Regions from separate parts of the Mus musculus genome. Here region 1 is linked to region 2. The links are chromatin loops, found by intact Hi-C in ENCODE. Cell type or tissue: left cerebral cortex. All regions are shown on one strand. Links, peaks and the distances in the headings refer to the core of each region. The heading gives the core; the rest is flanking DNA.

The links. A loop is a pair of places that touch in the nucleus more often than their neighbours do. Peaks named below come from ENCODE experiments on the same cell type or tissue, not always from the same donor. Only the 100,000 strongest peaks of a DNase experiment are listed, where the experiment ranks them.
Region 1: it touches region 2 in a loop (5-fold over the local background); 8 of 42 quality-filtered maps call a loop at or near these places.

Annotation. Positions count from the first base shown.
Region 1 is chr17:94,824,974-94,841,507 of GRCm38, forward strand. It overlaps Gm1976 (predicted gene 1976), which reads right to left and starts at 9,826. Exons shown (of 4, transcript NR_045964.1): 1 at 9,719-9,826. In left cerebral cortex, for the core only: no CTCF peak of the experiment used is centred there; DNase peaks (open chromatin) are centred at 9,578 and 9,849; H3K4me3 peaks cover 2,041 bases; H3K27ac peaks cover 1,447 bases.
Region 2 is chr17:94,740,489-94,757,022 of GRCm38, forward strand. Mettl4 (methyltransferase like 4) reads right to left here and starts at 9,531. Exons shown (of 9, transcript NM_001357135.1): 1 at 8,898-9,531; 2 at 7,129-7,929; 3 at 3,444-3,506; 4 at 1-267. The coding sequence starts at 7,521. It also overlaps the pseudogene 2700099C18Rik. In left cerebral cortex, for the core only: a CTCF peak has its summit at 9,167; a DNase peak (open chromatin) is centred at 9,375; H3K4me3 peaks cover 1,614 bases; H3K27ac peaks cover 758 bases.

The DNA.
Region 1 (16,534 bases), core at 5,672-13,671, 85 kb after region 2:
GAGAGGGCCATAGAACCAGGAAATCTGCAGCTGGCGTTGGGGGGGGGGGATGTAGGGGCATCTTTAGCATGTGAAGGAGACCATGGATAAAAGGCACCCAGGAGTCTATGGGGGTGACATGAGCTGAGATGCATAGCAGTGGGATGTGGAATGTGAAGAGGCCACTTCCTGCAGCCAGGATTGACAGCCAGTGGAGATTTAAGGACACCACTTGAACCATAAAACTTTCTACACAAAATTTGTCCTGTAACAAGAAATGCAGGCACAGGGGCTGGAGAGATGGCTCAGCGGTTAAGAACACTGACTGCTCTTCCCAAAGTCCTGAGTTTAAAATCCCAGCAACCACATGGTGGCTCACAACCACCCATAATGAGATCTGATGCCCTCTTCTGGGGTGTCTGAAAATAGCTACAGTGTACTTACATATAATAAATAAATCAAAAAGGAAAGGAAAGGAAAGGAAAGGAAAGGAAAGGAAAGGAAAGGAAAGGAAAGGAAAGGAAAGGAAAGGAAAAAAGAAATGCAAGCACAAAGATGGAGCAGACACTAAGGGAAGAGTCAACCTATACCTTTCACAACTTGAAACTCATCCCATGGGCAAACATTAATCCCTGATATTATTCAGAATACTTTTATACATGTAGTCAGGAGCCTACACAGCAGCTGACTGAAACAGATGCAGAGATTCACAAAGATTGGACACCACAGACACATAAAACACTCCATGAAATTTACAAGAAAATAGATTCAAATAGAAAAAAAAAAATCACCCTAAGCGAGGGAAACAAGACCCAGAAAAACAAATATGGTATGCATTGATTTAAAAATGGATATCAATTGTTAGGAAAATAATAATCAAGCTACAGTCCACAGACCTGGAGAGGATAGGTAAAGAGGAGGGCTACAGGAGATAAGAATGGATCTCCCTGGAAAGGGAACTAGAATAGGTTCTGTGGGCGGACTAAAGATGAACAGGGACAGAGAGGGAGTCCAGTGCAGGGAGAACAACTAGAATTATGGGGCACTTGCGAGTTAGTATAGAAACCTAGTGTACTGGTAGCTTCCTAGAATCTATGAGGGTGACCTTATAGTAATGGAGATACAGAAACTGGCCATCTTTTGTGGCCAGGCAGGGCTTCAGTAGGAGAACTGGGTTATATTCAGTTGAAGTGTTGGCAGAGAAGGTACCATGGGGATCCCTAAACAACACTGAATACAAACAGGTTTGGAAGTTTGGAGACTGCCCTCCAGTTTTCTAGTCTCTTTGGGATGAAAAGGCACTCTATAGGCTACAGAAAGAGAATCCTGGACACCAACCCACCTACAAAACCCTCCATGTAAAAATCTGTCCTGCCTGCAGGATGTGCAGGGGCACGGTACAAACTCTTTGGAGTCAGGAACGAATGGTTGCTTTAACTTGAAGCCCATACCAGGAGAGGAAAGTCAAGTCTTACACAACCTGGATGGCCAAAAATTTCACACAGACTAAAATGACAAACATGGGGTATGTCTGCTGGTATGTTATGGCTGTTAGCTTTGTGTTTGTGTGGGAATCCTAACAGTGAGAACAGATGTAGCTCTGACTCCCTCAACTGCTCTTGAAACTCTTTTCTTCCTATTGAGTTGCCTTTTCCAGACTCAGTATGAGGTCTATTGTCTTTTCTTTTGTATCCTGTTTGGTCTTTTTTTGGCTGTCTACTCTTGGAGGTTTGTTCTTTTCTGAAGAGGAAATGGAGCAGGGAGAGTGGATCTGGGGAAGAGGGAAGGTAGGCTCAACTTATGAGGATTAGAGGGACGAAAAACAGTGGTCAGAAGAGTTTATTCCAATTTAAAAACATTAATTCAAATTTTCCTAATTGTAAATGCAAAGGAGAGAAGCAATAATGAACATAGAGAAGCAAAATAGGGAAGACCGGAAAGGAATGACTTTGACAGATACAGTTCTCATTCTGTCTCTTTAGAAGGTGAGCATCACACAGGAGTTTATGACAAGCTCATTCTTGGGCGCTGTCTACATCTGTTAAATCAGAAGTTTTGCTCTCAGCAATGTGAGATCTGTATCACACAGGAAACAAGCCCAGGTCACTTTCTTGTGTTAGTTCTCACGAATTTGGACTATAGAATTACAGAGTTTCCTGCTCATTTCATTCCAAAAGAGTAGCCTCGCTTCTCTTTAAGGAAACTAATGTTTAAACAAATATTTTAAAAAATTGAACTACATATGTAATGTCATACAGTATTTCTTCATTAATTTTATATTATATTAAACATATATAAACTGATATATAAAAATGCTAAATGTCTAAACACATTCTCCAAAGCAAGAATCAAAGTGTCACCACCTCAGTTTAGCTTTTTGATCATAAAAAAAAAGTTGAGACACTTGTCAAAGACATTTTTATTTAACTATAACTTACTGTCATTCTTTAAATTCAAAAAAGTCTGTTTCTTAATGCCATTTTTACTTTTTCATGCAATATGATTCATTAGCAGAAAGCTCCCACACCATCCAAATAAAGCAACTTTCTGCATTTTAATGTATCCTATAATAGCACACTTGCTTATCATCTTTGAAACAACTCTTGCTACAAAAAATTCACATACCAACCAAAAAAAATGTTGAAACAACCCTCTGAAGGTGATTTTTTTCAGCTAGATTTTGTGTTCTTTCTGCCATTCATTTTCTATTGTTACCAGTAGTGTAGACAAGATGGCTGAAACTCTCATGCTCATCTGCCAAATGAGAGTGCATTAAAGATTAAAATCAGATGGGAGAAAGAATTGGGCAGATTGACAGTGCCTAAGTAATGGATATAGCACTGACTATGAGAGTATAATCCTTTATAAGTGTATAATCCTTTAACCATTGCTATCGTCTTCATTCATTCACCTCAGTGTCCTCCTGAGGCACCCAGCTTGTCATCTACTAATGAGAAGTTAGGTTATTTTATAATTTAGGCCACCATGAATCTAAATGCAACAAGCAGGAGAAGTCTGATACTTCTTTAAATTAATTTCAAGTGCCTGGAAAATATGATGAGGAGATTTCTGGGATCCATTGCAATTCTGTCATTTTATGAGAACTTTGTATACTGTACTCACATATAAACATGGGATAATAAGAATGCATAGTGAACATGGTTTCCTGGTTGTTTGTGGTAGCTAATGATGTTATATGAATGTAAATCTGTGCAATTTTACCTCAAGTATATCACATATCCACCTACCTAACACCATGCATACCTTTCCTAGGTATGCATACCTCTGCATCTCAGAAACTCCTTTTGTACCCTGAAATTGAATTTCCTTGAATCATGCCAAGGTACATAGTGTTAGTGGAAAGGTAAAAAGATTCTGATCAAGTATTACCAAAGGATGATCCCCATCACCTCCTTTATACCACTTTCAAAACTATTTATAAAAGTTGTCACACAAAAATGAATGAGAAATTAATTCAAAACTCCTAGAAACTAGACTTTCAATTTTCCAATCTGTCTTCTACTGTACACCAAAAGCAATGCTTGTGTGTGCACACTGGAAAGTGATATTATAAGCACCAGGTCTTTCCACTACCAGGACTTCAGTGTCTTCCTGTCACATCTCATCTCATCCCATCCCCCTTTTCACCCACTCATCCAGGAAATACACACTCAGGTAAGGTAAGAGGCCACAGGCCTCTGCCCAAGCCACCACATGGACCAACTGAACCACAGTCCCACCCACAGGCCATCTCAGTTCAAGCAGATAAGACTCAGCAAACATGCTCTTCCTGGTCTGGAGTGCCCCCCATACTCATCATGACATGGCTCATGGTCTCCCTCACTGCTCTCTACACCTACATCAGGACAATCCTTGAAAGAACCTGAAAGCTACCTCCCACTGGTGCTCCTGATTGCTAGGCCTGCCCAAAGTCCCTCATTAGCTTAGACAACCAAGCTAGGCCTCAGGACAGAGAGATCTACTAGGGGATCAGAAATCAAATGACTCAGACAGCTGAGGCCTTCCTAGTTCTGCCCTTCCACCCTAGGGACAGACAAAGCCCTACTCTGGGAAATCTGAATTTTAGTAGAACTTTCCAGTCTCCCAGAGGACTTCCTGTTACTCTCCCAAGACACAGGGTCCTTTGTATGTACATTCCATTACATATTCAATATCCAGTGGAGCCATCTCTACACCTCATAGCTGGGAAGTCCTAGAGCCAAACTTCTGTCAAATCAAACAGTAACAACAATTAAAGCAAAATGTGGCCATTAATTTGAAAGCAAGAAGTAGTCAATGGGAGGAGAGTGAAAAGAAAGGAAAAGGAAAAGACATGGCTTCTCCTAGTTATGGTGTAGGAGAAATTTTATTATTGATAAAAGGGAGAGTATAGCAAGACATGGGGACATCTGGGAAATTTCAGAGTGGGGATGACCCAAGCTAAGCAAGCAGAGAAAAGAGGGTACAGGGTAGAGGGTGAACCAGATCAAGAGGTCAGTGTTTTAGACAAGGGACTGAGGAATACATTTTACATATCAAAGCAGACCTGGCCTCCAGGTTTTCCCAGCACCCGTCAGTCCCTATCTGGCATAACCTGCCCCCAATTTTGAACTTTCCAGCCCAGAGGTTGGGCTGCCTTCTCTCAGAGGCTCTTTCCTATATGATCCAGACATTGTGGTCTCCTCTTGCTCTTTCCCTTCCCTTCTCTCTGTGCACACACAACCTAATGTCTTTCTTTTCCCTCTCAGGCCACCCCTCCCAAAGTGACTTCCCCAATAAACCTACATTTAATCTAATCTAATCTAATCTAATCTAATCTAATCTGGATTCAACTGGCTTATTTCAAAGGCAGAGAAATAACCTAACATCCTTGAAGAAATAACCTATCAGTCAGGAGGGTAAATTATAGATAAAAAAAGACTAGCTAACAAAATGGTTGGGTTACATAAGGAAGGGCAGCTGAGAGACAGACAGACCAACCCCTGGCCTAGAGGGCAGTTCTACCAGGCACACCTTGTAACAGGAAGGAACTGAGGAATGTCAGAGAAAACTGACAGTCACATCTGCTTTGATCTGTTAGATAGGCACCTCAGTCATTTGTCCCAGGGTTTGAGACTTAGCAGTAGAAAAAAATGAGAAGGTTCAAATGATTAATTATAATTCTCAAAAATTATTTAAAATATTTGAACAGGCTTTATGGTCCAATATTGTTCAGAGACTAGACATATGTATTAGAGCACACCAAATATTATTCATACCTTTTCTCTCAGGTTGTGCACTTTCAGACAAAAATATAACAATCTTTTTTTTTTAAGATTTATTTATTTATTATATGTAAGTACACTGTAGCTGTCTTCAGACACTCCAGAAGAGGGAGTCAGATCTTGTTACGGATGGTTGTGAGCCACCATGTGGATACTGGGATTTGAACTCCAGACCTTCAGAAGAGCAGTCGGTGCTCTTACCAAATGAGCCATCTCACCAGCCCTAACAATCTTGATATGCACAGTGACACCAGTTTATACAGATCTTCTGTGTTGGTTGAACTAGTATAACTACAGAAATTTGGCTTCTAGGAATAAATTCAGTTCCATATCCATATTCTTGAAGTTCCCAAAATGGCCAGTTTTTACTTTTACTGATCATTTAAAATTGATTACCTGAGTACTCAGTGCTAAAGCCAACTACTGTCAAAACAGGAAAACTCCCACTTTCTTTCCTCCACACCCTTTCTGTGCTGTGACTTCACCAGCTTTAAAGCTGGTCGATGAATTCAATTGTTACACGGGTCCCTCTTTATCTATAATTCTCACAAAAAAGCCATGGAGGATAGAGGACTATCATTCACTAATGCCTTTTCCTTTACACTGAGCAATAGGGCCCAGCCTGAAAGGTGTATGACTCTCCTGAAGGCACAGTGCAGCAGATCAGGATTAGGTCTTCAAAGCAAATCTTAACTACATATAATGACCAAAGTCTCAGCTACAGAATACACTGCTCTAAACAGAAACAAAGCCTCTGAGCAAAAGGAATGAAATTCTTAATGATGAGGAAACTTTGGAGAATAGAAACAAACAAGAGATTATAGCTGTGATACTTAAAGAAAATGAAATTCAAAAAGTAATACCAACAATTAACTTTTTAAATATATTTGAAAAAACACATAGGTATACTAACTTTGAAAAAGAGCAGACATACCTGGTAGAGAGAATGGCACTAATAAGACAGTGTGTGACCTTGTCCCTATGTGCAATGTTACTGCTGACAAACACAGCACAGCCAATGGTTTATGTCTCAAATTTCTGAGCTGACTTAACTGTATCAGAGAGCATTCCACATACCTCCACAGGACAACATTGGTAATTCAATATTCACTGGCTCAAGTTAACATACCCAAATTATTCACCCCTGCAATCTGCTCTGTTTTTTTCACATACATGAATACATGCTAGGAAATTACACAATCACTCATCCTGCTTGTATCAGATCTTTCTTCATAATGGTGCCCCCTGCAGCTGACTCCCTTAAACTTTAATCTGTGATGTAGCTATTGCCTATCCTATTTCACTGTGCAGTACACACAGTTCCTCATGTTCTGGTCTGAAGGCAGAAGCCATGCTTCACATGAACATCCTTTTCCTGTTGCTGCAATGGGCAGTTCACTACATGACTCCAATGGGTGATTTTAAAACTCTCTTGGGGTACAGCCTTTTAACTAAAGAATTTAGGAAATTTAATCAAGAGGCAAGCAAGGTCATTTCCATGGGGAGCAACAGACTGGCAGCAAGGTGACCTGAGTCAACAAAGCTTTTTTTGGAAACATCTTTCTAAAAGGCTGAAGATACAGTTGTCTTAGACTTAACATGCCTTCCCAGGGAGAAATCACTCTATACAAAATTAAAAATTACTTTTAAAAAAATCTCTATAATGACAGCACAAACTCAGCTCTGTCTAATGCTCTTCTAGGATCAGGCTTCATGTTATAGTTTGGACAGTTTAAATAGGGACAGGAGACTGCAAGTCTAGCCAATGAGGTAGATGGGAGATTTTTTATAGCAAAGATATTCCAGAAAATATTTCTTAAGTACACTAGTGCCCTAATACAAAGGTTGATTCTTTAGTGACAGGGGACTAAGTCCAAGGTCCCAGAGGATGAAAAAGCCAAAAAGTAGAAGGTAGAATGTATAAAAGTGTGCTGAAGAGATGGCTTTGCGGTTAAGAGTGCCAACTGCTCTCCCAGAGGTCCTGAGTTCAATTCCCAGCAACCACATGGTGGCTCACAACTATCTGTAATGGGATCTAATGCCCTCTTCTGGTGTGTCTGAAGAGAGCAATCATTCATATATGTATATATATGTCTTTAAAAAAGAAAAAAAGAATGAATAAAAGTTGTGATAGGAAGGTCTTGCAGAAGCCATGTCTTGTGCTAAGTAAAGCTCTTAAGAATAGCATCCTGTATACTACTTACAGAGGGAAGATGGAAATAAATGGGAGACTTCTAAGAAGCTGCACAAGGTTACTCCTTATCTCAAGAACATTATTCCTGGGCAGTGGTGGTGCAGGCCTTTAATCCCAGTACTTGGGAGGCAGAGGCAGGCGAATTTCTGAGTTCAAGGCCAGCCTGGTCTACAGAGTGAGTTCCAGGACAGCCATGGCTACACAGAAACCCTGTCTCAAAAAACAAGAAAAACAAGGAAAAAAAAAAAAAAAAAGAACATTACTGACCAAGCCTACAGTGGCCTTACTACTAATAACCACAGCCCCACATGGCAGAAAGAGTTGGGTTCTGAGGATATAAATTGTCATGAAGGCCTTGGCCCCAGACCATTACGAGCTTTCCCAAGGATATTCCTGGCTTTAGAAAAGGAGCTCTATTTTATTCTCAATACATTGTAGCCATAGCAAAAGCTCCCAAGGGCTAGGCCCCAGTCCATTATTGGCTCTGCCAAGTATGTTCCTGGGTTTGAGAAGGAGTTATGTCATTCTTTATTCATGAGGGCTTTAGGGAAAGACTTACTTGATAAGGCTAACCCTCCATACAACAGTGTTTCTCTCTCTCTCTCTCTCTCTCTCTCTCAATTTCTTTTTAATTGTTTTATTTATTTACATTCCAAACATTGCACACTATCTGATCCCCCCTCTCAGGATGCTTTACCTATTCCCCCTTCCCTTTGCCTTTGAGACCATGCTCAATCACCCCATCTCCACTCCTCTCATCCACTCACCCACCACCGCCTCACCTTCCCCATTCTCCTTCCCTGGGGCATCATGTCTCTACAAGATTAGGTGTATAGTCTCCCACTCAGTACAGGCAATGCAGTCCTCTGCTACATTTGTTCCTGGGACCATGGGCCAGCCCATGTATGCTCTTTGGTTGATGGCTTAGTCTTTGTGAGCCACGAGGGATCTGGGTTACTTGATTCCCCTAACTCTTCCATAGGGGTCCCTGAGTGGAGTTATTGGTTGGCTGTAAGTATCTGCATCTGTCTCAGTTGCTGATAGAGCCTCTCAGAGGACAGCCATGCTCGGCTCCTGTCTGCAAGCACATAGGTGTTTTTCCTTCTCAAATGGATGTCAACCAGTGTAGTCTTTCCCGTGTGGCAGAACTATGCTTTTCTCAATTAGAAAATGGGGATTTCAGGCACACCAGTCCTTAATGTTGGTTGTGACTCTAATGACGGATTGAGCAGTTTGTTACAGACCTGCTTTTTGCTATGAGCATGTACCAAGTGGCTGGTTGTACATCACAGTTGTCTCCTTTGTTATGGTTTGGAGCCAGATGTTTAGACAAACCTGGTGAGCAAACATGTGAATCCTAGCATCCTAGTCTCTAACCGGCCTGCTTAGCATACTAATCTGTGAGGTGTTTTTGACGCAGTCCTCCATCAGCTAAATGCTACTTACTGTCACTATTTCCTAAGCTTGGTAAGTCCTTTACATCATCAATTCTACTCTTCTACATCTCAGCTTAATATGGGAGTGCTACCCAACACATGCGATGCTTTTTAACAGCTCTACAAAATTAACTACAAATGGATCTTACACCTAATAGATAAATGGTAAGGGCAAAACTTATAGAAGATTCAAGAGAAACTAGGACTCTCCAAGTTTGGCATCCTGCCTGTGATATTTCTACAAGCAAGCCCCTAGTCCAAATGTTTTGAGCAGATTCCGCCCTGATACTGATGTTATTCAGAGTTCACCGCCTGTTTTAGCAAGTGAGGAGCATCACAAAGGACCGCACAGGTGGCCACATCTGGTTATATCTGGCTGATGCTTTCCATCCAGCCCCAGAGAGGACCCACCACCTCAGCTCGCACTGCTCAGCCACCTGCCCCTACCCATTATAGACAGTAACCCTGCGCTTACCATGTTTCAAAAACGGAGCTTACTTGAGGTCCCCTCAAAGCACCCAACAGCAGCGCTCAAAGCAGGATATTTAGAATCATTCAAGCCCGCACAGCCAAAACAAACTTCCAGCAAGGCATCGGAAGAACTCATGCAGGGGAGCCTTGATTGGCCAGTGAGCCTTACCCCTCCTCTAGGTTAAAGTGTGTTTCCCGTCCCGGGTCAGACCTTTTACAGATCCCGGAGTGGTTTGCATTCCGGTAGCATTTGTGCCTGTCCACCAAAAGCCTCATCTATCTCTCGTCCCATGCAGCCCTGGAGGAGGACCCACCGTTGCAGCTCCGGCCATCCGCCTGCTCCTCCCCTTTGTGGACAGTGATCTCACACTCACCATGTCTCAACTTCGGAGCTTGCTTGAGGTCCCTTCACAGCACGCAAGCAGGACGAAAAGAACCATTCAAGCCTGCACAGCCGAAACAAACGTGCAGCAAGCCACCCGGAAGAACCCTCCTCATTGTCTGACTGGCAGGTCCGCCCGGGGACCTTGATTGGCCAGTGAGTCTTACCCCGCCTCAAGGTTAAATAGAGCTTCCAGTTCTGGGTCAGACCTTTTCCAGATCTCAGGTCTGACTTGCACTCCAGTAGCATTTGTGCCTATCCTCCAAGCCGTGGGAGAGGACACACCATTTCAGCTCAGGCTCTTCAGCCGCCTGCTCTTCCCCTTTGTGGGCAGTGGTCCTGCACTCACCATGACCTCCTTCGTAGCTTGCTTGAGCTTTCTTCACAGCACTTCCCCTTCTTCAAGGTGGATAGCCTGTTACTGAACTTGGAGTGGAGGTATCAATCTGGCCCACCGGTGGAAGGATGCCCAGGATATTAACATTAAAGAGGATTTTAGGAAACAAGAGTTTTGTTTTGTGGCTTCATGCTGGGCTCAGGAAAACTGCAGCTCCTTTTCACCAAAAAGGTATGAAACAACCTTGGGAAAAAAACAGGAAACAGATGACAAACTGTAGAGCACTATTGTTAGCCAGCACATCTTCCTCAATGGCAAGGTGGAGAAAAACCACAGTTGTCTTAGTACAGAAAAATGACCTCATCTCATAGGATGAATTTCTCTATGTATGTAGAAAGGGGATTTAACAGAATGACTCACAGACAGTGGTCCTCCTAGTCCAATAATGGCTGAGCAGATTCATTGCCAAGGGAAACTAGAAAAATCAAGGACTTGTTCAGTTCACGTTGCTTGATATCTCAGCGGATCTTGAGTACTTCCCAGAATTCTGAAGAAATAAGTATTACTAATGCCAGTTTCAAAACAAAACAAAACAAATGAATGAATGAATAAACAAAACACCTTGCTAAAAAATGTAGGGAAGGAAGAAGACAATTTGAAAGAACCTCCCTGTTTAATATCCAGTAAAGCCTCATTAAAAACAAATAAATCAATACAAAGGCTGAAAGATCAAGCACAGGTCTTGTGTCTTCTAAATTAAACAACAACCATCTTCATACCTTCAGCTTCATTGAATTAAAATAACCACAGCAGGACTTTTTAAATGTTACTAAATCTAAAAACAAAAAAAAAAAAAAACCACCCAGGACATGTCTGGTCAGTACTTTTTTTTTTTTTAATTAGGTATTTTCCTCATTTACATTTTCAATGCTATCCCAAAGGTCCCCCATACCCACCCCCCCAATCCCCTACCCACCCACTCCCCCTTTTTGGCCCTGGCGTTCCCCTGTACTGGGGTGGCCAGTACTTTTAAAAGGTAGAAGGGGGATAACTACTTATGAGAAGTTGTCTCCATACATACTGAGTAAGGCATTTTTTTTAAGATTTATTTTTTTATGTCTATGAATACACTGTTGCTGTCTTCAGACACACCAGAAGAGGGTGTTGGATTTTATTACAGATGGTTTCGAGCCACTCTGTGCTTACTGGGAATTGAACTCAGGTGCTCTGGAAGAGCAGTCCGTGCTCTTAACCGCTGAGCCATCTCTCCAGCCCGAGTAAGGCATTTTAATGTGACTGATTGTAGGATATCCACAGTCTCATAAGAAACACCTTGTCAATTTTGTAAAAGTAAACCAAATAATTTCACTGGCATCTTTGGTTGAACTATGATAATTTTGAAATGTGGTGCCATTGAGAAGTTAGAAAGAGGGGATAAACATTGCTTATTCCCCACCCCTAAATAAATGTTCTCATAGTAGATTATGAATTTATTTGTTAAACGTATTGTGTTATGGTATTAACAAATATAAAATGTTAGAATGATCGAAAGACAGAAATAGTTTTAATAAAGAAGGATTTATGTATAGATTAGGATGGAAATTTCAAAAAATAAAACAAAACAAAACAAAACCCTACAAAGCCATTGGAAGTTCTAAAGGAATAAGTGAGGTATTTAAGGCACTTAGAGTATGACACATGGGAAATACAAATGGGATTAAAGTCTCTGTCTTCAGATCAACATTTATGACAAACTGCCTGTAATCTAAGTCTAATTCTATCCTCTGTCCAGTCTACATTGAGGAGAGTCAAAATATAGGGATGAGTCCCTCAAAGCTTCAAAAGGAAGTCACAGTCAGTCCAAGCAAGGGTATCGAGTAATGTTCACTAAGAGGGAAAATAGTACAAAGAAAAGCTTGAAGATACAAAGATTATTTAGAAGCCTAAGTGATAACTTAGGCATGAAATTTCAATAGGCCTAACAGAACATAAACTGAAATTGATTTTCCTAAATATGGAATATGATCCCCTTTAAAATGCAGTGTGTCTATTTAGCAATTGAAGGGACAACAGTCCTCAAAAATTATGTTTAATCATATGAGATGTTATTTAGATAATAAATTCTTACTCCAGATTTCCTTTGTCATAAATGGATGTATCGCAAAATCCCATATAAAAGACAAGAATGTGGGTTACGGGCTGGTGAGATGGCTCAGTGGTTAAGAGCACTGACTGCTCTTCTGAAGGTCCTGAATTCAAATCCCAGCAATCACATGGTGGCTCACAACCACCCATAATGAGATCTGACACCTTCTTCTGGTGCATCTGAAGACAGCTACAGTATACTTATGTATAATAATAAATAAATCTGGCCAGGCAGTGGTGGCACACGCCTTTAATCCCAGCACTTGGGAGGCAGAGGCAGGCGGAGTTCAAGGCCAGCCTGGTCTACAGAGTGAGTTCGAGGACAGCCAGGGCTACACAGAGAAACCCTGTCTCAGAAAAAAAGAAGAAGAAGGAGAGGAGGAGGAGGAGGAGGAGGAGGAGGAGGAGGAGGAGGAGGAGGAGGAGGAGGAGGAGGAGGAGGAGGAGGAGGAGGAGGAGGAGGAGGAGGAGGAGGAGGAGAAGAAGAAGAAGAAGAAGAAGAAGAAGAAGAAGAAGAAGAAGAAGAAGAAGAAGAAGAAGAAGAAGAAGAGGAGGAGAAAAAAATAATGAATAAATCTTGGGGCAAAAGCAAGCAGGGACCGAGCGAGCAAGGCCAACTGGAGTGAGCAGAGGTCCTAAATTCAATTCCCAACAACCACAGGAAGGCTCACAACCATCTATACAGCTACAGTGTACTCATATATATATAATAAATAAATAAATCTTTAAAAAAAAAAAGAATGAGGGTTACTTCAGCACGGCAGGGCCTATATACAGCTGAGGAAAACTGAACAATCTTATTAAATACTGAGGCCAAATCTAAAAGCTATATACCAAATATAGAATACCATTTCATTATCAAAGAGTACTTCTCACTAATAGATTGTGTCCTTCGGTACACTAATCATACATGCTCCCTGATTTAAAAGTGATGCAGGATATTCTGTCATCAAACTTAACAGATTGTACAATTATTCAGGTATCCTATATCATGTACTTGGACTTCAAAAGCCCCTGGTATGTGTTCTTCTTTAAGGGTTCTAAGGTAGCAAACAGCTGATTCAAGGTATATCTTTTTTTGAAGGGCTCTGGAATATAGTCCAATTCATAATAGAAGAACATTTCACCATACTGAACATAACTCATATTAATAATGATGCTAAAAACATTTTCTCAAAATTTAACTCTTCATATATCACACAATGTTGTAATGAGGAGAGACAGTGGTTGAATATTAACTTATACTGATTGGTTCAAAATTCCTCAAGTGTTTCCAGCACACTACTGTCCTTACAAGGCCCCCAAAAAAACCAGTCTTCTAACACCCAACACAAACATTGACATTGGTTTTTAAATTATATTCTGTCCTATTCTCTTCCTATAATAAGTGTAATACTGCCCTAATTATGTTCTTAACTACATCCTGAATAGAAATTATAATAGTCCTAACAGTCTGACTTCTGTGTATATTATAGCCACACACACAACACACTCCTACTATAAATGCCAACTTCAAATGACTATTTTATTTTCAGAATCTTTGTATTTAGTTAGTTATATTTTGGTTCCTTAGAAGCATTTGTCTCTGAGGTATCATGATTGTTGCTCTTTCTAGATCACCAGTTTCATCAGTTTACAAATGTAGGATGATCCATTGTACAAACACCAAAAAGTACAGATATGCCCTTGCAGGGGACTATATTACCAGTTTACTCATCATTCATCTTGCCATAGCATCATCAGCTCTGGATTCATGGAAAGACAGGAAGATTTGTGAGAAATGTGAAGAACTGGAAAGACCAAATATAGGAGTGTAAGACACATTGCCATACAGCCATTTCTTCAAATTAGGTAAGGATGAAAGCTCAGGTATTTGTGGTGGCCATGCAAACCAGAGGACATAAATTCCATAAAAAGGACCCTTTGATCAATGGAATAGAACTGAAGACCCAGAAATGAACCATCACACCTTGGTCACTTGATCTTTGACAAAAGATCTAAAAACATCCAGTGGACAAAAGACAGCATTTCCAACAAATGGTGCTGGTTCAACTGGAGGTCAGCGTGTGGAAGACTGCAAATCGATCCATTCTTATCTCCTTGTATGAAGCTCAAGTCCAGGTGGATCAAAGACCTCCACATAAAACCAGATAACACTGAAACTAATAGAAGAGAAATGGGGAAGAGCCTTGAACTCATGGGCACAGGGGAAATGTCCTGAACAATGGCTTATGCTCTAAGATCAACAATAGACAAACAGGTCCTCATAAAATTGCAAAGCTTCTGTATGACAAAGGACAGTGTCAATAGACCAAAATGGCAACCAACAGATTGGAAAAAGATCTTTACCAATCCTATATCTGACTGAGGGCTAATATCCAATATATACAAAGAACTCTAGAAGTTGAACTTCAGAGAATCAAATAACCCTAATAAAAATGGAGTACAAAAAAATGGAGTACAGTCAACATGTGTTGTCACCTAAGCTTTTGATCTTACTTACTCTGATTGGTGTAAGGTGGAATCTCGGGGTTGTTTTGATTTGGATTTCTCTGATCATGAAGGACTTTGAACATTTCTTTAGGTGCTTCTCAGTCATTTGAGATTCCTCTTTTCTGAGTTCTCAGTTTAGTTCTATACCTCATTTTTTATTGGTTTTGGTTTTTTGTTGTTGTTGGGTTTTTTTTTTTTTTGGTGGTTAGCTTTCTGAGTTCTTTATATATTTTGGATATTAACCCTCTAATGGATGTGGGGTTATTGAAGTTTTTTTTTCCCAATCTGTATGTTGCTGATTTGTCTTATTGACTATATCCTTTGCCTTACAGAAGCTTTCCAGTTTCATGAGGTCCCATTTATCAATTCTTTTTTTTTTTAAACTTTATTAGGTATTTTTCTTTATTTACATTTTAAATGCGATCCCGCATTTAATGTTCCCTATACCCTCCCCCTGCCCTGCTCCCCCACCCACCCACTCCCACTTCTTGGCCCTGGTGTTCCCTTGTACTGGGGCATACAAAGTTTGTAAGACCTAGGGGCCTCTTTTCCCAATGATGGCCGACTAGGCCATCTTCTGCTACATATGCAGCTAGAGACATGCGCTCTGGGGGTACTAGTTAGTTCATATTGTTGTTCCACCTATAGGGTTGCAGACTCCTTCAGCTCCTTGGGTACTTTCTCTAGCTCCTCCATTGGGAGCCCTGTGTTCCATCCTATAGATGACTGTGAGCATCCACTTCTGTATTTGCCAGGCACTGGCATAGCCTCACAGGAGACAGCTGTATCAGGGTCCCTTCAGCAAAATCTTGCTGGCATATGCAATAATGTCTGGGATTGGTGACTGATTATGGGATGGACCCCCGGGTGGGGTAGTCTCTGGATAGTCCATCCTTTCATCTTAGCTCCAAACTTTGTCTCTTTAACTCCTTCCATGGGTATTTTGTTCCCTATTCTAAGGAGGAAGGAAGTATCCATACACTGGTCTTCCTTCTTCCTGATTTTCTTGTGTTTTGCAAATTGTATCTTGGGTATTCTAAGTTTCTGGGCTAATATCCACTTATCAGTGAGTGCATATCTAGTGACTTCTTTTGTGATTGGGTTACCTCACTAAGGATGATATCCTCCAGATCCATCCATTTGCCGAAGACTTTCATAAAATTCATTCTTTTTAATAGCTGAGTAGTACTCCATCGTGTAAATGTACCACATTTTCTGTATCCATTCCTCTGTTGAAGGACATCTGGATTCTTTCCAGCTTCTGGCTATTATAAATAAGGCTGCTATGAACATTGTGGAGCATGTGTCCTTACTACCAGTTGGAACATCTTCTGGGTATACACCAAGGAGAGGTATGGCTGGATTTTCTGGTAGTGCTACGTCCAGTTTTCTAAGTAACCTTCAGACTGACTTCCAGAGTGGTTGTAAAAGCTTGCAATCCCACCAGCAACGGAGGAGTGTTCCTCTTTCTCCACATCCTTGCCAGAATCTGCTGTCACCTGAATTTTTGATCTTAGCCATTCTGACTGGTGTGAGGTGGAATCTCAAGGTTGTTTTGATTTGCATTTCCCTGATGATTAAGGATGTTGAACATTTTTTCAGGTGCTTCTCAGCCATTCAGTATTCCTCAGTTTAGAATTCTTTGTTTAGCTCTGTACCCCGTTTTTTAATTGGGGTTATTTGAATTTCTGGAGTCTAGCTTCTTGAGCTCTTTGTATATATTGGATACTAGTCCCCTATCAGATTTAGGACTGGTAAAAATCCTTTTCCAATCTGTTGGTGGCCTTTTTGTCTTATTGACAGTGTCTTTTGCCTTACAAAAGCTTTGCAATT
Region 2 (16,534 bases), core at 4,788-12,787:
GGAGTTGTTTTCAATGATCTGTGAGGATAAATCCAGCTCTATAACAGACACATCATCTCCCATCAACTGTAGCGTTTGAAGCTCCATTTCATTTAAGGAAGGCAAATGTTTTGCCATCTCACATAACTCTGATAAATTGCAGGCATCAAGTGGTAAAGTGATGCATCCGCTACTTCCATCCTGTTTTTCAACAAGTGGGTAAAGAAAACCACTTCTGAGACCTTCTTGGATTAACTTCGAAGATCCATCCAAAATCAGCTCTCTGATCTGTTAAAAAAAAATATTTGAAGTGCATTAAAATGATATTAGTTTTAAAATCATTTTCCAGGGGCTAGAGAGATAGACTAGCTGTTTAAGAGTATTGGCTGCTATTGAAGAGAATCTGAGTCCAATTCCCAACTCCCACATAGTCGTGCACAACCACCTGTTAATCCAGTTTCAAGAGACCTGTCACCTCTCTGGTCTCCAAAGGCACCAGGCATATACATATAGTACGCAGACAAAATATCCATATACAAAAAATAAAATTTAATTTGATTTAAATTTATTTTTCAAATAATTAAATTTCTACTGTGCTTTGATTATCTTAATATATTCAAATCCACCTTTATTAAGTGTAGAGTGATTTTATAATATAATGAGACTATAAGACTACTGACAGCATACTTTTGAAGTCTACAGAATGAGGCACACTGCATAAACTCACTATTAAGTAGTGTGACAATCAGTATATGAAATGCTGAAACTTGGAGCCAAAAATGTTTTTTCCTTGCTTGAGTTGTTTCTGTCAGATATCTGGATATGGTGAGGAGAAAAATAACTACAACATATGCTCTGCACAGAAAAGTCTCACAACATTCTTGTAGGATATGGGGAACAAAGGGCACCTGTGAACATAAAGCAGAGCCACAGAGTTCTCTGTCCTGGCCCAGACACTCCATATCTTCTGCCACCATCTGTGAAACACCATGGTCAACTAACTCGTTCACTTCCTAAAATCTTATTCTTCACAGGAGTGCTGGGAACCACATCTCACATATCTCAGTATGGGAGAAATACTGACCATACCCATCTTTTAAAACCTACTGTTGGGACATCCAGGGAGTAAAAGGAATTCTGGGATAGAGCTAGGCGGGAGATCTGCCTGGGAAGATGTGAGCAGACAGACACTTGGTACCTGAGCACAGGGAACCAGCCACATAACATAATGTAGATTAAAATATATCATAAGTTATGACTCTAGTCTGAGAAGAGCCTAGCTATATGGCAAAGGTATATGTAAATATACTTTGAGGCTGAGTCTTATTTCTGGGCACGTGGGACTGGGAGGTAGAAGCAAGACCTAACATCAACATGAATGTCCCCCCCCTTCTACTTCCTGTGTATCTCTCTATCCATCCTCCTGACTTTCTCTTACACTCTATGGTATTTTCCTATGTTCACTCTTTGTCAAATGTTTGCTTGTTCCACCTCCTGACATATGGTTGACTTTATTTAATCCTGATAACAATAAACAGATAGCTCTTAGATTAAAAGTCTGTGCTAGGGCTAAGCCACACCACAATTAGAAACAGGTTTTCCAGTAAGCAGCACAGTCTCAGGACTCACCATGTGATCAAACATCCTGCAACACTACCCAGTAAGAGTAGAACAATTAACACAAAAACACAATTAACAACACAAAAATTGCACAGATACCAAAGTCCTCAATACTATACATAGGAGCACTGCATCCAGCAGTTACAGAACATACATCCTTTTTAACCCCACAGAGTACAATCTCCAAGATAATTCATATACTGGCCAACGAAACAACATTCTTTAAAGAACTAGAATTTATTTTTATACTCCAAATGACTTAAGTTGAAAATCAAGAAAGAAAGAAAAAAAAATACTAAGATCAACCACAAATGCAACTGAAATAGTTCTCTTCTAAATAATTCATGCAGGTCAAAGATGAAATCACAGGAGACATTAGAAAACATTTTTCTCAGCAGAGGCAGGTGGATTTTGAGTTCAAGGCCAGCCTGGTCTACAAAATGAGTTCCAGGACAGCCAGGGCTACACAGAGAAACCCTGTCTCGAAACACACACACACACACACACACACACACACACACAAAAAGAAAGAAAGAAAGAAAACATTTTTCTCACAATGGAAGTAAAAGTATAAAATGTCAAGATTCACAAAATTGTCACAACAAAATCACATTCATATCCATTAGGATGGCAATTTCAAAACAAAACAGAATGCTTTGGTGAAAACACTGGAACCTTTATGCACTGTTAGTGGCAGCTATAAAGAGCACAATGGTAGTTTCTGGGGGGAAAAAAATTCAATATATAATCTAACAATTCCATGACTTCTATAGTAACAATCTGAATATATCTGCCAAATGTTCAAACCAAGAGAAGAAAATTGGGGTAAAGGGGAACAAAATAACGCATGCTTTTTCTTATGCAGAGTGTAGATTTGATGATACATATATGCATATCGTTATTTAATTGTGTGTGTGTTTGTGTGTATGTATCATGAAAGAAGAAGGGGGACAACTTGGAGGGAGGAGGGGACTAGCAAGAAGAGTTAAAAAGGTGAAAGTTAGTGAAGGTGGAATATGAGCAATGACACATATGTATGAAATGTCATGATAAGTCATTTTCTAGGCTAACTAAAATAATTCAAAAAAATTCAACAACTCATCATGATACAAGGCACCAAATATGATCATGGGAACTGGCCCTCTGCAGACTGCCTCTACACAGCTTTCCATCTATTGCTATAGTATATTTACTCTGGTGTTTAATATTTTGGAAGTTTTCTTGTTATTTTCAGGGATTTTTTTTCCTACTGTAAATTGTCAGCATTCTTTTCATAATTCCCCACGTTATATATTTTATCCTCACATCATTTCCAATACTGAAAATACAAATTATGCAGACTTTTTAAAAGCTCTAGTTCAGTCTATGCAATCTTTAGCAGATCTGACTCTGCAAAAGCACATTACCCTGCTGACCTCATACATAAAAAAACCTTCGTTCCACTCTCCTGGCACTGGTCCCCTTCTTACCCCCAAATAACCTTCTGTTTTCCTGTCATATAAACAAATATACAGTTGGATAAGAGTCTACGCTCAACTGCTTGTTGTTAAATTCAACACATGAATGGAAACATGAAAAAGTAAGAACACTGATACGTCTTCCAAGAACTCAACCAACAACACAAGGTCACAGCCATCAACTACCTGAGCTGATAGAAGCATGTGTAGTGTTAATAAAACTGGCTTAACATGTTCATTACAAAGAAAAAAACAATAAAGCACTATCAAATTCTAACTCCGACCAAAACAAGTGCTTTATTTCTAAGATACTGTTGTATTTATTTGGGTCTTTTTTTAATGCTACTTCACACTAATCTTCCTGCATGATCAATATTTTTGTCCTACCTTTGTATGATACTCCATGGCATCCAATTCACCTTGATTGAAAGCAATGCATCTTTTACGCTTCTAAAGAGAGGGTGATGAGAATAAAAATAATGTTGTAGTCTATCACAAAACTGACATTTTGAAACCTGCTAGATTTTATTTTTTATACTACATTTTTAAATTTTGTATCTATTTTTTAAAGGTAAGAAGTTCCATTGAGATCAAAATCAATGCAAAGGGTACTAGTGCCCATGGAATAAGAACTGTGGTTCTTCATAAGCAGCTGCCATAATTACCCATCAGTTTATATGCATATGACATAATTACTCTCAACTTTTTTCATTTTTGACATGAACTATCTACAAGCTATCAAAGAAAATTTAGGGCTGTAGCAAAAGACCAATGGTTAAAAGCACTGCTCTTGTAAAAGACCCAGGTTTAGTTCCCAGTACCCACTTGGTGGCTCATGGCTATGATTCCAGGTGCACTGGATCTGAGGCCTTCTCCTGGCCTCTGCAGGCACTAGACATACACACGGTACACAGAGGTTCATACAGGTAAAATACTTATACACATTAATAAATCAAAAAACTAGAAAGAAAGAGAATGGAAGGGAGGGAGGGGAAGAGGGAGGGAGGAAGGAAAGAAGGAAGCAAGCAAGCAAGCAAGTAAGCAGGCAAGAAAGACATCTTAAAACCAAGTATGGCATCTCAAGGCTGCAATACCAGGAAATGAATGGTAGGGGCATGAAGGATAGGGGTTCAAGGTCATCCTTTGCTACACAGTGGATTTCAGAACAGCCTGGGCTACCTGGACCCTGTTCAAAAAAAGTACGGGGGGGAGCAAGGAAGGAAGGAAGGAAGGAAGGAAGGAAGGAAGGAAGGAAGGAAGGAAGGAAGGAAGGGGAGGAAAGACAGACAGATCCCAAGTATAGCTATAATCCCAGCAGCCAGGAGATAGGAAGGTCAAGTTCAAAACTAACATTAGCAACATTCAAAAGTGCCTCAGGAAAAAAATGTCAATTTTAACGTATTTTAACTAGTATTTAGAATGCTGGCAAGATGACACTTATCACCATATCCACCACTGTGCGAGAACAGAGCTCCTGAAAACTTTCCTCTGACCTGCAGGCACAAACCACTGCACAAGCGTACCTATACACACAATAAATAAATGAAAATGTTTAAAGTCCTTCAAAATTGATCTGAGGGTTACAGACAAGCCAGTGGTTACTAGCAATATTCTGCACCTGACTACACCACAAAACAGAGCATGAGAGCAGGAACATAGAGCTATAACTTCTTTTCATTGCTGATTGCTATTAACATAATATCAAATTCTCAACAGGCTAAAATACATGTTGACTAATTACATAAAAAGATGTTAAGATTAGGCTAGCTATGTAACTTCATTAGCATATCAGAAATGATCAATTTCATTATGATAGCATTAATTACATATGCTGATCTGTATCTTCCACATTAAAATGGGAAGTTTGTCAGGCATGGTGGCATGCACCTATCATCACAGCACTGCAGAGGCAGGGACGTGAGTTTAAAACAGCCTGGTCTACACAGTGAGTCCAAGACAGCCTGAACTATAGTCAGATGTCTCATTAAAAACAAACAAACAAAAAACCCAACCATGCTAAAGTCAAATGCTCGGTGGTCTGAATTAGTGACAGTGATACATCTGAGGTTTTCTTTTCTGTGCTTCACATGTAGATGAATCAATATATACTTGTTGAAAAGGAAAAACATGTCCAAAAAAAAAGAAAGGAAAGGAAGGAAGAAAAGAAAAGAAAAGAAAAGAAAAGAAAAGAAAAGAAAAGAAGAGAAGAGAAAACCATGCATTTCTGACTGCATTTCAGGTACCTCCAATAGCAAAAGAGGTTACTACAAGTAACTTCCTTACTCTAACTCTTAGTATTCTTCCCTAATTTTTTAACCAATTATAAGGTACAATAAAGGCCCTGTGCTTATCTTGCTTCATCGTTATGCACAAAAATTGATGGAAGGAGCTTGCACATTTGCTAAATGAACAATCATTCATTCCTATCCCTAACAAGACAATATCTACCTGGAGTTTGTATGATCACCTCTGGACTACTGGAACACACCCAAAAGATTAAAGCGTATACTGAAGGTTCTTGCTGCTGAGCCTGACAACTTCAGTTCAACCCCAGGGCCAATGGTCAACATGGTAGAAGGAAAGAAAAACTCTACTCCCACCATTTAATCCTGTACAATATACTCAAATTATCTATTTTTGGTAGGGGAGAAGAGATTGTTGTCTGCAGGGGGCGGGGGTTGTTGTTTGGGAGGGGTGTTTTGTTTTTTGGGAAAGAATCTCATATAGCCTAAGCTGACCATGAACTCACTGTGCAGCCAAGGGTGGCTTGTGCTCCTGTTCCTCCTGCTCGAATTACAACGGTGTACCATTGTATCAGACTCAAACTTCTGCAAAACTGCCCCAAAGTATATACTCAAACACAAGTACCTTATAAATATGTATATTCCATAGAAGCTTTCCTATTATCACTAGAAAACTTTACAAAAACACCCTTCTCTCAAGCTTTTATTATACAAGCCTATTCCCAAAACACAGGCCTTTAAAATTCCCTAAAATCCACTGAATAATTAGAAATTTTTTCATAGAAATTTTAAAAGCAAAAACAGGTGTAAAAACATTCAGTACTATTTACCACTCTTGCTGGCAGTGAGACCTAGGAGAATGAAGCGAACAGATGAGGTAGATTCATGTCTCATGCGATAGCCAAGTTTATCAGTTTATCAGAGTATAGGACAATTTATATTCTGGAGGTTAAGAAGAGTCATGTGAGTAACAGGTACAATCACAAAGGCAAGCCAAATGAGGTTGACAGGTAGGGTATGGTAAAAACATGATTTTCCATAAAGGCATATAAACAAGTAACAAAATCCAGTCGTGATGAATAAATTCACTTTTACATCCCAAGAACAATTTCATGATTTTGAAGAATCTGAAGTCACAAGACTCTTGCTTTCTTTCAGGTTTTCTCACAAACATTTAGAATATATTTATTTATTCATGCATTCATTGTGCATTGTGGGGAGGGGTGCATAGCCATGGCACCCAGGCAGAGAGAGGTTAGAGGACAACTTCTGGGAGGCAGCTCTCTCCTTCCACCAAGTGGGCCCTTGCGATCAAACTCAGACCATGAGTTTCAGCAGCAGGCACCTCTGTTCATCTGCTGGGCCACCTCTCCTGACCTCTATTTACTTTTTGAAACATGCAATGTGTTGTTCTAAAATAGTAGGATGTTAGAAAGTATAATTAAAGATGTCTGACAGCACCTGCTGAGAACCCCAGCACTTGGGAAGTGGAGACAGGAGGATAAGAAACCTGTGATCCTCAGCTAGGCAATGAGTTGGAGGGCAACCCACAACTGCTCTTGGACATGCTAACACCGTCTGCATTATTAACTCTTTTTTATACTTAGAAAATGGGAAGGTGGGGGTAGGGGGGCATAGGGAACTTTCGGGATAGCATTTGAAATGTAAAGGAAGTAAATACCTAATAAAAAAATTGGAAAAAAAAACTATAAAAAAATAAAAAAATCTTAGAACCTTTAAAAAAAAAGAAAATGGGAAGATGTTTGAGATACTTAATGAGATTTTTTGTTTCATGTTAAAAAAAAAAAAAGACAATTAAAACTTCCTACCTTCCCAACAGAAACAGAGACCTCTTGTTTATAGTCAGTCACTAGATTTTCGTTTTTGTTACTTTGTTGGCGCTCTTTGTGAACAGCTGGAACTATGTAAGGTTTGGTGACATTAAATAGCTCAGATCGGAAAACATATTTTTCGGTGATCACTTCACAACTTCCTTCATCGTCATTGCCCGACACAGTAGTGAAGTCAGGAGCAAAGCACATAGCAGGAGCTCCAAAAGGAGACCCGGGATCCAGCTGAAGAGAATCCATGTAGACAGAAGAAGTAGGGTTGTTTTTACTACAAAAAGACTCTTGATGCTGGCAAAGTTGATAGTTTACTTTGTTAATGAAAGAAAGATGATCCAGTAACCACCCAGGAGGCAAATGATGCACCACAGACATTCTCACAAAAAAACAAAAAACAAAAACAAAAAACTGATAATCAAGAATCAGAACTAGGACTGGGAGTATAGCTCAGTATGGGGGTCCTGGGTTGATACCAATGTTGTAATTAAGTTCTTAATGTCCTGTATATCAACGATGTACTTTGTACACACAAGAAGGTTTTATATTTAAACATACAAGGTGAGTGTGTACATATCACCTCTAAGGAAAAATGCGATACTTTAAGTGTCTTTTAATTTCAGAATTGGTCATTCAAAATTTTCAGCCAATGTAGTCAAAGACGCTTCTTAGTTTGATTCTCCTTTCTTCGGGTGTCCTCTGTGGTCCTGTTTTGGTCCTCGAATCAAGGCACGAGTCCACATGGTCCAAGTATTCAAGTCACTAAATCCTTAAAAGGTGAGTGTCCTGTCAAGTCAAAGGATAGTAATTACCTATAAGAATTTACCCTTTTTTAAATGATATAAATCTATTTAGAGAGGGCCACAGAAAGTAACGGAAAAAGAGCTGTTGTGTTTTCAAACTACTATTGCCACAGAAGTCACTCCATTACTCAGATCCCTGCCCTACCTAATCGTTATCAGTTGTAGAGCAATAGGATTAAAAGACTGCTCCAGCCAAACCAAGTGCAGTATGAATAGTAATCAGAAGTTCACAACTAGTTTGCTAGGTCAGAACATCAAGATTTATAATGTTTGAGCCACACTCCAGTAACTAGGTTTCTCAGAACTTCTTTATCTTTACTTAAAATATGTTTTACATTTCTGGATATAGCTTTATTATAATGTTGTAGAAACCTTAAGAGAGCACCGAATAAAAAATAAATTAAAGGCTCGTATAGCATTTATAGTCAAATTTCTTATGCAACTGACTGTAGTGTTTGTTTTTTAAAGACAGGATGTCACTAGGTTGCCCTGGTGTATGCCAGGTCCCTCAAACTGGCCTCAAATTCAAGACTCTCTCGGGTGTGGACACTGCCCCACATACAAACTAAATTACTTGATTTCACTGAGCCTCAAAATTATCTTTTTGGTTTTTGGAGTTGTTTGCATGTGTGTGTTTTGTTTGGGGTGGTTTTTCTTTGGTTTGTTTGGTTTGTTGGTTGATTGTTTTGTTTTGAGATAGTGTCTACGCTGCTCTAGCTGTCCCAGAACTCACTATGTAAACCAGGCTGGCCTCAAACTCACAGAGATTCCCCCACCCCACCCCACCCCCCCCCACACACACCCACCCCTGCCTCCTGAGCGCAGAAATTAAAAGCGTGTACCACAACGCCCTACTAAAACGCTCGTTTTTATGTTCTAATGCCATTAGTTTGGAGAAGTAAATGAGATAATCCCCATGAATTGCTGCTCACAGAGTCTGAAATGTAATACCTTCTAATATATCTGCTGACTGCTATTTGGTAATGGAGATCTTCGTGATACCTGAGATTTTGGTTTCCCAGTCGAGACGTGATGTGAGGAGACACTGTGACTGCTAGGGAACCTCAAACTCTCAAAAAAAAAAAAAAAAATGCTTAGCTCAAAACTAGCTAATGGCACAATTGCGCTGAGACCCCGGAATCATCTACACTTTAGCCCAGGGACAGGCCACCACCGTGCGGGAACTGGCAACGCCTGCTTGTAGTTCCGACCCTGGGCGGCGGTAGTCCACAGCACTTGAGGCAGCCTGACGATAAATATCCCTCAGGCTCTTCCGCCGCCACTCTCGACAGCCTCTCCTACCGTCAGGAAACGTCACGCCGCCTCCCAGGCTCGCCACGTGGAAACAACACTCATCTAAAACAGGTCCTGGCCTCCATCCTTTCGGAAACAAACCCTCGCTTTCTAGTTCCAGGACACGGCCATATTGCTGTACGGAACTCGACTCCAGGAGGGCTCGGGCCGCTCCGCCCGACAGCACTACTCGTCCTAGACGCCAGCTTCCCGGATAGGATGGAACTCCCTTCAGGTCGCCGACACCGACGATGACCTGGGAGGAGCCCGGAGCGCGTTGAGCCGCCGATGCGGACACTTCCGGCGACGAGGGCGGGCGCTGAGCGTTTGCGCATGCATACTCGCCGTCGCAATCCTGACGTCAGCGCGGGCGGAAACTTTAAAATTGAAACCGCCGTGGGTTGACCAAGGCGGACGCTCTGGTTTTGGCGGCTGTGTTTTCGTGTGCAGTGGTGTCGTTTACTGAAAACTGGGCGCTGGGTCTCGTTGAGAAGCTGAGCGAAAGGTAACTGCTGAGCTGGGATCAGCTCTGACTGTGTTAAAATGGTCCGCGGCGCTGGAGCTGACTGTTGAGAGGAAGCTGGGGTGGGGATCTGCCCGGCTCTGCAACGTTTGTAGCGGGAGGAGATGATGCTAACAGGTGGGGACTGACAGGGGGAAAGCTGTTTGGTGTGCTGTGTTCCCGTCCTGATGCTGCATCTTAAAGCCTGCTACGGAAAAGGACTGGGAACCAGTGAAATCATGAGAGTAAAATTAGGTGGAATGCAAGCCACCAAAACAAGGAGGGGTGTGGCTCAATGCTCTGCCTAGCGTGCTGAAGGGTTTGCCTCTCCACCCCTAGCTCAAGACAAAACAACAACAATAAAATGCGGTCTAACCCTCAATGGAAGCTAGGGCCGAGTGCATAGCGTCTGATGCTGCAGAGATGGAGACACGATCCAACATAGACATTATTTTGATACTTGTTTTAAAAGTGGGAGCAGCCTGTGTTGTGAACCGGATTGTTTATCTTTGTTGAAAGGTGTTGCAGTAAATCTCCAACCCAAATAAGCCCAGGCAATGAAAACACAACTTTATTAATATGAATACATGCTGTGCGCCTACATTGGTCAGATCTACCACTACAGCAGGCCAGGTGCTTCTGCCCCACTTTCCTTCTTCTTCTCCTCAGTCGTGTTCGTTCGTGTTCTCTCTCTCTCTCTCTCTCCCCCTCCCTCCCCCCTTCTCCCTCTCTCTCCCTCCCTGCCCCCTCCCTCTCCTTTTCTCCCAAAACCTTCAGCTCCATCTTCCCCTCTTTTTACCGCCCAATCACCAGCTCTAGCCTTTATTTATAAATTAAGGTGGGAAGAAGGTTTACAGGTAATCACCCGAGTGCTGACTTATTCCTTGTTCCACGCCTCTCACAGGAGAACAGAATTAATGTCAAATACAATTAGCTATCTGCAACAGAAAGGGCGATTAGAACAAGAAAGACAGTAGTAGTATTAACTGAGAAACAGTGGGTTAATTGTAATCCAGGTGTAGTAAAGTAATAGAGTTTGTGCACTGTGTAGTTAGAGGCCGATTTTTATGCCCAGAAGTCTGGTTGTAATCCAGAGGTTGACTTGGTCAGCATCTCTGCTCTCAATGTTATGTAAAAAAAATCGTTTTTCATCTTTTCTGATTGGTTAATTAAGAGCTGAACAGCCAATTAGATGGGCAGAAGGCAAGAATTGTGCAGGAATCTGATCCCAGTCTCAGGTCCCAAAGAGACCAGAGAAGTAGTTGTGAAGAGACCATGTGGGTAGACCAGAGATGTCAGGAAGGGAACAGCCAGAAGAACATGTGCATGGACCAGGGTGAGCCAAGGCAAACCTCAGATTGCAGGTAAAGGACCATGTGTCTGGGCAGTAGGCAGCCATACAGAGTTAGAATAGCTCAGAGCCTGCCCAGCTTAGTGCCAGCAGTGTGTTAGTACAAATACCAGGTCTCTATGTTATTCACTCGGGAGCCAAAGCTGACTGAAATGTGTTAAAGAAACACCATGCCTTGCTTAATGAAGGCTCACCTGTAACAGATTATATAATCCGAGGCAGGCCACTTCAGGATTATCACCTGCTAGTTATTAGCTTGTCCCATTATGGATCCTGACAGTAGAAGAGACCCTCCTCCTACAGGTTGTCCTCTGTCCTCCATATCTCTGTCTCTGTCTCTGTGTCTGTATTTCTCTCACACACTTGCAGACACACTGCACACAGATTAAACATAACCTTTTTTTTAAGGGAGATAATTGCAGTATCTCTTTTTAGAGCAGTTCTAAGGATTGATAGATATAGATATTTACAGAATCTAATATTTCCTGAGTTTTCACAAAGGCCAGATGTTTTAAGTTCTTTGCATATGTTAACTTTTAATACTCCTGGACAATGTTTTTCACTAGAATAGTGGCAAGGGAGTAGAAGTACAAGAGCAGCTATGGGTCAGTAGACATGGGAGTGCTTAGGTCATTGAGCAGACTTCGAAGAAGCCCTGTGCACTGGAAACATACCTTCAAGGATAATGAATGGTGGTGGCACAAAGAAATTTAGTTTGGTTTGCTTTGACATTTGTGGTGCTGGGGATTGCGCACAGAGGACTGTGAGTGCTAAACAAACCACTGAGCTGTGTCCCCAGTCCCAGAGCACGGTTTGTTTCTACCTCTTTCTATGCCTGAAACAAACTCCTGTGACCTCATGTGTATGTTATGTATAGCCTTGAAATAATATGCACTTTTTAAAATATGCTTCTAGGACTAGCAGACATGAATCCAGTAATAGTCAACTTGGTATATTTTCCAATTCTGAAAAAATCAAGTACCCAAAACCACTTAATGGCAAAGCATTCATTCAGCAGTGTATTCGACAACTCTATGAGGTATTCAATAATTTAAATTGTCTGAATACAGCCAATATTTTTTCTAGTCCAAAACTTTCAATGCTTCATAAAGATGTTTGTAGTTTCTTACAGAAAACGGTTATGTATATAGTGTACCCATGAAGTCTCTGCAAGCTCCATCTATTAAAGACTTCCTAAAGAGCTTCGCCTTTCTTTATGGCTTTCTGTGCCCATCATATGAACTTCCTGATACAAAATGTGAAGAAGATGTCCCAAGAATTTTTAAAACACTTGGGTATGTTTTCCATTAGTCTAGAGACCTTACCAAGTCACAGAGAAGAAACAACTGAAGACTTGTGAATAGTTTGGATTAGTTTTAAGATGAGCAGTATTTGTAGAATAAATTGAAGAGAAAGGAAAATATACTGCAATATACCACTTTTGTTGTTCCTGTAGCAAAACACCACTGCTTGGTAACTCATAAAATGTAGGAGTCATTGAACTAAAGTGCTCAGTGGTTAAGAGTGCTGGCTGATCTCCCAGAGGATTCAGGTTAGGGTGTCACGTGGTGACTCACAATCATATATAACGATTCATCTTCTGGCCTCTACACACATATGTTACACATGCATTGCAGTCAAAACATCGATATTCACAAAATTACAAGTGTATAAGTACATATACATTTAGTAATATATATTGTAAGATACATATAGATATTAGTCTACCTGATACATAAAATCTGTGGGCTTGAAACACATGAGTGAGTGGCTTAACTCTTGGCAATGATGGTCAGGAAGCCCCAAAACATGGGTTCAGCATCTACTCACCCTCTAATGAGGAAGAGCTTTCTTGGTAGGTTGTGACATGCTAGAAGGTACTATATGGCAAGAAAGAACAAATGTATCAAAGAGATTACATTTCTAACAAGGTCACTCCTTCACTAGCCCATTAATACAGAAGTGGATTCATTCATGCGGGCTGTGACAGTCACCTCCCGAAGGTCTCATCTCTGTATCATTAAAATATAACTGGAGCCAGGCGTGGTGGCACACTCCTTTAATCCCAGCACTCGGGAGGCAGAGGCAGGCGGATTTCTGAGTTCGAGGCCAGCCTGGTCTACAAAGTGAGTTCCAGGATAGCCAGGGCTATACAGAGAAACCCTGTCTCGAAAAACAAAAAAAAAAAACAAAAAAAAAAAAAAAAAAAAATTTAAAATATAACTGGAGGGCTGGTGAGATGGCTCAGTGGGTAAGAGCACCCGACTGCTCTTCCGAAGGTCCGGAGTTCAAATCCCAGCAACCACATGGTGGCTCACAACCATCTGTAACAAGATCTGACGCCCTCTTCTGGAGTGTCTGAAGACAGCTACAGTGTACTTACATATAATAAATAAATAAATCTTTAAAAAAAAATAAAAAATAAAATAAAATATAACTGGAGACTAATTTTCCAACATGAATTCTGCAGAATCATTCAGACCATAGCAGTACAATATTACAGAACTTTGGGGAATAGATCATAAGACTCAAACAATAAGGAATATGAAGTATAGCCTGGTATGGTCATGCAAGCCTTTCAAGGCAGGTAGATCTCTGAGTTCGAGGCTATCCTGGTCTTCATGGTGAATATTAGGCTAGCCAAAGCTTCCGGGTGAGATTCTGTCACAAAAAAACATGACTTAGGGGCAGCCTGGTTACCACAGTTTGTAGTAACAAAACCGTAACAGTAAGGTCTTGATGGTAAAAACAGTGACACCATCTTAATCTGGTTTTCTGATACTTGGGTAAAACACAGAACATAGCAAATTGGGTTTATGTGGTTCACATATTCCTGTTACATCGGTCACTAAGTAAAGTGAGAGAAGTAACTCACGCAGGAACCATGGAGGAAAACTACTTACTGGCTTGTTCTCTGTGGTTTGCTCAGTTTGCTTTTTCCTACAACCTAGCACCACCTGCCCAAGAGCGGTACTACCCACAGTGGACTAAGCCCTCTCCCATCAGTCATCAGTTAAGAAAGTACTCCACAGACATGCCCATGGCCCAATCTAATGGAGGCAATTCCTTTACTGACATTCCATCTTTCCAAATAACTCTAGTTTATGTCCTATTGACAAAACTAAGCAGCACAGAGATAAAGTTTAAAGCATTTTATATACACACACACACAAATATACACACACAGACCAAATATGGCACCATACACCTGTGATCCCAACACTTGGGGAAACTGAGGAAGAAGAACTATGGACTATAGAGTGAAACCATCTCCAAAAACAAAAAAGGAAGAAGAAACATCAAGGAGGAAACTAGATTTAGTGACAGATAATCACAAATGTGTAATAGAAGTACACTGAATTTAAGAATATAAGAGTATTTAAGGAGATGGCTACTATTCTTGGTTATTAAACACTGCAATGTAAGGAATTGTAAGTGCAAAGTAATCTGTGGAATTGAATAAATTCACAAAATCCTAGATGAGTAAACTCACCAGAAAAGACTCAAATATCTTCACTACAAGCTAGGACTATGCCAGTGTATGTACGGCTTTAAAATGTAACTTCTAGTGTAGCTGGTATGTTTCCTAATGTGATGGCACCTTTTTTTTTTCTTCCTGGTTTCTCATAGATATCCCTTCACACTGTCCAAGAGCCCCATGTATACAGTGGGAGCCCCTCACACGTGGCCTTACATCGAGGCTGCCTTGGTGTGACTGCATCAAGGTATTTACCCGATGGTTCTTATGTTAGCTTTAGAGATTTGGGGTTTGTTCTTTTCTTTTCTTTTCCTCACAAAGGTTTTCAATTCCTCTCACCAATCATATTTTGCAACTTGTCTGAAAATCTGCTTCAATTTTCAAATTGCATTTGATTTGAAGTTCTGTAAACCGTTAGCATGATAAGAGAGGTAGGCAAGGACTCCTCTTCCTCCTGCCTTAGCCTCCTGAGTACTAATATTACAGACAAGCACATTCTTACCTATTTCAAATTTAAACAACTACAGTGCTTCTAAAATTTCATATTGTAAAGTTCAATCTGAAGTTCACATTTGTGGCTAAAGTTGGAAGTTTAAGAGCTGGGTGTGGTGACTCCTGGCATTTGGGAGGCAAAGGCAGGCTGATCTCTGAGTTTGGGGTTAGAATGGTCTACATACAGAGTTCTAGGGTAGCCAGAGTGACATAGACCCTGCCTCCCCAAAAAGGGGAAGAAAAGAATAAAATTTATATTTGAATGTATGAATATTCACTTAATTCATTTGAACATCTAAATTGAGTTCATATAAGAGAATGAATTGATTTACCATGTATGTGGCTGTTCTGTTTTGCATTCTTGGAGTTACGTTAGAATGTGTATGTAGTGCCAACAAGTTGGCTCAGCAGGTAGAGGCACGTATTGCCAAGCATGATGGTGTGAGGTGTGAGTTCAGTCTGCAGAGCCCACTTGGTGAAAGGAGTGCATGAACTCCCACAAGGTGTCCTGTGGTCTCCACAATCGTGGTGTATTATACGCACACACACATCTGTGTACACACACAAACACATACATACATACACACATTCACACACACCCACACATAAATAAATGTAGCAATATGTATGTATGCTCAGTGTATTAGTAACAGCACAAGCATCTGCATATTTCCCTCTATGGAGCAGAACTAAACACAGAACCCATTCTTTCTAAATCTCAGTGTATTTAGTTATTAAAATATTAAGGGTCATATTTAAGACTTGAGTATAATCTCTTTTTTAGAACTCCAAGTTGTATGATTAAATGCTTCTAGAAAATACTGAGTGAATTTTGCAAATCATCAACTCAGCCAACTTAATGTGTTGTTTGTATATTAATTAGATTCATACTGCCATGAAAGAAAGCTCACCTTTATTTGATGATGGGCAGCTCTGGGGAGAAGAAACTGAAGATGGAATTAAACACAATAAGGTATATTGTATGTTACCATAAATGATATAGAAAGAGGTTGCTTTGATATTTAACTAAAAATTATCCTTCTATAGAACTTTTCCTTTGCTTTCTAATAGATTTCTGTGTTTGTTTTTCTTTTTATACATACTTTATTCACTTTATTTTTTCTTGGATAAATACTCTTATCAAGTAGCCATAGCCAGAGCCTGGGTCTTCTGAACAGAGGTTCTGCTCTGGTGTGGGTTTTCACAAGATGGTCAGTGAATTCCTGATAAGAAGACTTGGTGAGTACAGTCTCTTTCCAGAGGTCGGGGGTCAGGTAGCTCTAGGTTTTGGAGATGCCATCAAAGGTGACCTTGGTAAAGTTGCAAGGCTCTCACTATATGTCCTTGACTGTCCTAGAGCTCTCTATGTAGACCAGGCTGACTCCTAACTCACAGGAGTCCCCCTACCTCTGGCTTGCAAATGCTGGAATGAATGAAATGAACAATCATTCTCAAACAAAATACATACAAAA